2 separate regions of the Homo sapiens genome follow, and region 2 is linked to region 1. Evidence: read pairs that join two places in POLR2A ChIA-PET (ENCODE). Cell type or tissue: A673. All regions are shown on one strand. Each heading gives the region's core, and the rest is flanking DNA. Links, peaks and the distances in the headings are about the cores only.

What was found. ChIA-PET counts read pairs that join two places held together with the same protein. Peaks named below come from ENCODE experiments on the same cell type or tissue, not always from the same donor. Only the 100,000 strongest peaks of a DNase experiment are listed, where the experiment ranks them.
Region 2: POLR2A ChIA-PET joins it to region 1 with 9 read pairs; 3 of 35 experiments call an interaction of 5 or more read pairs at or near these places.

The regions. Positions count from the first base shown.
Region 1 is chr2:171,791,762-171,794,679 of GRCh38, forward strand. SLC25A12 (solute carrier family 25 member 12) reads right to left here. Exons shown (of 18, transcript NM_003705.5): 14 at 1,866-2,006. Among named protein-coding and RNA genes, the nearest start is that of SLC25A12, 100 kb to the right of the region's middle. In A673, for the core only: no CTCF peak of the experiment used is centred there; no DNase peak of the experiment used is centred there; H3K27ac peaks cover 898 bases.
Region 2 is chr2:171,723,266-171,726,183 of GRCh38, forward strand. It overlaps DYNC1I2 (dynein cytoplasmic 1 intermediate chain 2), which reads left to right. Exons shown (of 18, transcript NM_001378.3): 8 at 2,353-2,448; 9 at 2,654-2,816. Among named protein-coding and RNA genes, the nearest start is that of DYNC1I2, 37 kb to the left of the region's middle. In A673, for the core only: a CTCF peak has its summit at 1,210; a DNase peak (open chromatin) is centred at 1,166; H3K27ac peaks cover 1,854 bases.

The DNA of each region.
Region 1 (2,918 bases), core at 229-2,728:
AGATAAGTGGGGAATAGGGAAATCTGCATATCTCAAAGCTTGTGAAAGCATGGTGAATCCTGCAGTCCTAGAGTTAATAACTGGGTAATGATAGTATTCTGAAAACTAAGAACTTTCTGGCATTTCTTATATAGATTCAGAGTTTTTAAAATTAATTAATCTCTTACTATGGTAAAAACACACAAGATCTACCCTCTTAAGTTTTTACATCAGCTGAGAGTCCCCGCAGTGCCAGGTAAAAAGCTATAGGCAGTGGTGAAGGAAAAGTAACTACTCTAGAGCAGGGGGAAAAGAAACCCAAATCTTCTCTCCTCATTCCCCATGTCCTAAATAGCAGACAAAATATTTTAGCGGCAGGTTTCCACAGGAGTAGAAAATCATTACCCAGGGGCAGCTTGTCCCAATGACTGAGGTCTCAAAGAACACCTCCCTCAGCTTTGTCAGAAGCCCACACCATTCCACTACCTAGCTAGGCAAACACTCCACCTTGGCGCTTGTTTTTTTAATGACTCTGTTTTATTCTTTTTAATTTTTTTTTTTTTCTGAGACAGGGTCTCACTATGTTGCCCAGGCTGGAGCATAGTGGCAGGATCACAGCTTGCTGTAGCCTTGACCGTCTGAGCTCAAGTGATCCTCCCACCTCAGCCTCCTGAGTAGCTGGGATGATAGGTGTGCACCACTGTGCCGGCTAATTTTTTCTTTCTTTTTTTTTTTTAAGGTAGACACAAGGTCTTGCTATTTTGCCCTGGCTGGTCTTGAACTCCTGGGCTCAAGCAATCCCCCTGCCTTGGCCTCCCAAAGTGCTGAGAGTACAAGTGTGAGCCAGTGCTCCCAGCCCTGGCTTTTTTAAAAAAAGACAAACTCAAACATTGAAAAAAAAAAAATCCAAGGACTCGCTAAAGGATAATACAGAGAGAAGCAATATTAATAAATTCATCTCTCAAAGGGAATTCAAAAAGGATGGAAATTGGGAGTGGGGAGGAGGAAGCAAAAATGTGTACGAAACTCTCTTGAGACAGGCATCATTGTTTGCTGGTCTCCAGAGAACCCTGTAGCTGTGTGATTCCAATCTAGAGAATTTCTAATTTCTAATTTGCAGTTACCGAAACAAATTTACACATTTCTGCAGTGATGGATCTATATCAGATGCTGTGGAAACACACTTGGCTATGGTGGCTAAATTTACGTATTCCCCTTATACCAGGCAAAGGAATGGAAAGAAATATTCTTCCTTGTTTAAGAAAAATAATAGCTTCTGCTCCATTACATCTGATCTGTAATGATGGGAGTAAGTATACCCGCAGGGAAGGAATCTTTTGACTGGCATTTTGTTAAAGTACAGTACACTCTGTTGTTGGTTTGTTTTTTTTTTTTTTAATGGAATTCATTATTGACAAATCCTACCACTTAACTTCTTAAAGACCTGAATCCTACCAAACTCTACTACTGTTTTACTGTGGTCAAATTATTAAGACAAAAGCTCCCACTGGGAAGATAACAATAGAGATAATCAGACCGAAAATAAACATAAGACTATTTTGAAGCCCTAAACCAACCCAAAGAGAGCACCAGGGAAAGTTTTCCCAAGCCCCCCAGCAAATGAAAGGCTGTGAGCCTGAGGCCAGCAGGTCTGCGGTGCTGGCCTCCTTGCTGGCAGTTTCATAAAAGCCTGATGACAACAGGAGAGGCTGCATGTGTATCCCACTGCCTCTCATACAAGTGTCCTGATTCTTTTCTTTTTGTTTGATTTTCTGCTCCACAGACTACCCTGCTGGACAAGATTGCTTTTCAACTTGGAGGGAAGAAGTCTGGTTTCCACATTCTTTCATATTTTATTGAGTACATTATAACCTAAACCTACCCACCTTATACAGACCAAAAATTCCCAAGTCCCGGAGCACATTCAGGGCGCTGACTCTGGGTCCCGTGGTGATCTCTCCAGCTACTTGCAGACGAATCTTCACTATCTCCAATGGGTTGGTAAAAATGACCTGAGAGCCTCCAGCCTGTAGGCAAGGGAGAAGAGACAGGCAGATTCCACATCAGAGCCCGACTGGCAGCGTAAAAAAGGAAAATCCAGCAAAGCCTCCACATCTTGCTATCTTGAAAAGAAGGAGGTGAAACTTCCTTCCTCAGGGGGGAATGACAGTTTGACACTTAGGCCAACCCTGGAGAGGTTCAGAGGGATGGTCCCAAACTCTGTCTCAGATCAATCTACCTCTGGGTTTGTTTCTAGCTGAAATGTCAAGATTGTTTCTCAGACCAGTCTTTCCAGGATCACCCCAGCCATATTCAAAATAACAAAATAAACCCATTTGGAAAAAAAAGCGGAGCCAGATGTGGCAGCAAGGTACTCAATGAAAGAAAAAGAGATAGTAAAAGACTGTCATATTTTACAAGCCAGAGCTAAAATTCAGAGCTACAATTATTTTTTTCCTCTTTGTGGTAAGCGTTCTTGGCAGCAGACCCACTTGCTTCTGCTTCCTTGGATTGTAGAGCAATTAAAACTACTTTGGTGCCTTAAGTCAGAAGGGGAAAAGTCTCCTCCAGTTCCAATTCTAAAATGTATTATCCTAAGCAAAACTCTGATACAGGTACATGGCTACACCCACACAAAAGGGAAGAATTTAGAAAGATAAATTTCAGTATCATTTCAAGACAAAACCAGAAAAACTCTTCAAGGCAAAGCTGAGAAATGGAACATCTAGTTACCATGAGTACAACACCCTCAAGATCAAAGCCACATTCTATATTCCTGTGGTGAGTGACAGAGATTTGAATTTGGATAATGAGAGTATATTTGCATCTGAAATCTGTTAACTAGTAGAGAAAAAAAAAAAACGTTTAACAAAACTTCTACCAACTTCTTTTTTTTGGTTTCTGTAAGAAAGAAAAAAATGTGTGTGACTATGGATATA
Region 2 (2,918 bases), core at 191-2,690, 69 kb before region 1:
TCATAGTGCTCAAGAATGACCTGTCCTGGGTGATTCAAAATTCCTATCTTTGATTTTAGGATTTACATACAGTGAAACCTACTAGTAAACACTTGATTAGGATAACTGGTAGCATTAGCAGAAAGTGGAAAATATATGTATATTCTTACAGTGAATTTTTAGTTGAAATAGATGTCCTATTATTCTAAAAGACAGCTTGTAAGTTAAATGTAATTAAACTATTTTGTTACATTACACCTGCAGGTGACTTTATGGAAGAATTTCATTCTAATGCTTGAGTAATATAGTATAGAATTGCTACCAATTATACTATTTTCAGATTAATAATTCGTTGTATATGAGAATTCATCTAAAAAGGAGTAGTGTCTTTCTGTTTCTCTATGTGATTATTTTGCCCCAAAAAGCTTTCATTTTTTTAAGTAGCACAAAAGCTATAATTGGCATGCTTTGTAAGGAAGTGTCAATGTGCAAGAGAGTGGCGATCACTAAGAATTCTTTTACGTGTTCTTTCCCCTTTGCACCACCGCCTCCTCAGCAGGGTCACTGAGATCACTAGCTTTTCTTGAAATGGCCATTTTCACTGGCAGGTGCATTATACCCTGTATTTTCAGATTGTTTTTCCATTCTGAATGTTTGGCAGGTTGATTGCTCTGGCTGCGTTGACGGAGAAAGGGCTGACAAATGTGGTTGGGCTGGCTGAAAAGACAGTGATTACTGTTTTCCTTTGTGGCTGATTGAGGCCGTTGAAAGGAAAAATTTTAACCTTCACCATTTGGTTCAAAAGTATGAGCATATATTGAAATCACTCGTGCCATTTATCCTAGTTCTGTAAACTTGTCAGAACACAAAAATCGCTCAATTTCAAGTAATGTAGGATTGGCATACGTCATTATCATTTTGATTAAGTTGGAGGTTGTATCATTGTGTGCATTATACAGTGTCATTTAAAGCTTTCTTTCCACAGGTACAGTTATATTTTTATTGCCTATACTATAGAGTTAGAAAGATTTTCATAGCTCTCTAAACCTAACAGTATGTGTGTGGTTTGGCAGCTGGTGTGGCCTACAAGCTGCATTTTGTTTGCTGGGTAAAGGCTTGTCTTTAGGCCTCCTGGAGTGCTGGTAATTGCACAGGCCTGCCATTGGGGAGAGACACAGGATTGGAAGCAGTGAAGCGGAAGAATGTTATGCCATCCCATTGCCACCTTGTAGCAGAAAGACACAATCCCAGCAGTGCCATCTGGTTGTTGCTGTCTAGTCAGCTGGCCTGGCTGCTGGGACCATGACTTGGCAGCTGGTTCCCATTCTTGACCATTCTTTTGTGTACGTCGTATGTATGTGTGTTTTAGATAATTTTGAACATGAGTCAGGGAAATGACTACAGCAAGTAAAGTCCCCTTATTGAATAGGTTGTCATTACTTGAACTGCACTCTGGTGCAGATGCCTGCTGCCTTTCCCTTATAGACAAATAACGCATGTGTTTAGGCAATAAAAATAAACATTTTCTTCATAAAAACCCATCTCAGTGTGTAGCAAAAGAAAAGGTGGGCAGGGTTATGTGTTCTATAACATTTTAAAATAAATGATTTTAAATTACTTCCTGGTTTGGGATGTAAGAGATTTAGTAATTTTTTAGAAGTCTTGTAAACATTGTATATTATCCCAATGTATACTTTTATTCAAATTAAGAAAACATTATTTTAAGTGCTTATTGCCACATCATGTAACAATAGATAATGAGACTTGCATTTAAAATGACAGAATAGAAAATGTGGTCTTATAGCTATTATCTTCAAAATCTGCCTCTCAAATAGCAACCTGAGAGTTAATGTAAGCCATCTTTATGCCTTATGAAGGCCCATTAGACACTGATGGTTTCAGATCACAAGTAAGCAGCCAGCTCTGTAGGCTATTTTAGACATTTGATTTTCCTCATTCTACAGCATTAATGTGTCAGCATGCTATATAAAACTATGCAGGAGTTGCATGTTGTTCTGTCTAGAATGATAAATGCTTGCAAGCTTTTAGAGACTTAATGAGGAATTCATCCTAGTTGCTTATATATCTTATTTCAGTTTATGTAGCTACAGAATTTAGGGTGGCTGTTGCTGAGGTACCACATAGGTATGTATAAAAACCAAGAGGTTCCACTTAACTATTTGATTATGTTGATAAAAATCCCTATTATTTGTACTTGTTCTGTCCGGTCAGTGGTTTACTTTTGCTTATATCTTGGGAGTTGTGATACCTTCTGAAATACTGTCTCAAAAGTTACCAGCTATTTTCATTAAAATAATTTATTATATCATTCTGTTTTTTTGTTTTTTTGTTTGTTTTTTTTTTTTTTTTCAGATGAAGAGGAAGATGATGATGTAGTGGCTCCTAAACCACCTATTGAACCTGAAGAAGAGAAAACTTTAAAGAAAGATGAGGAAAATGATAGTAAAGGTATCTTAAGGAATTAAACTTTAAAACATTTTGTTGATTTCTGTTAAGATTCCTTTTATTATGTATTAAAGTAGGATGAAATGCTGTAAATCAAATAAGTGAATCTGATTGAAAAATAATAACATACATTGATCCATACTGTGATAGTGAGTTGACGTGATTTGCCTGACATAAATCATACTTCAAAAAATTATTTATTTTCCAGCTCCCCCTCATGAGCTGACTGAAGAAGAAAAGCAACAAATCTTGCACTCTGAGGAATTTTTAAGTTTCTTTGACCATTCTACAAGAATTGTAGAAAGAGCTCTTTCTGAGCAGATTAACATCTTCTTTGACTATAGTGGGAGAGATTTGGAAGACAAAGAAGGGTAATGTTTAGTTGCTAAGATTTTTAGCTTCAATAATGTTAAATTACTTTAAGATTAAGAGTGATAAAAGTTATAACACCATCTTTTTGGGGGGTTTGGTCT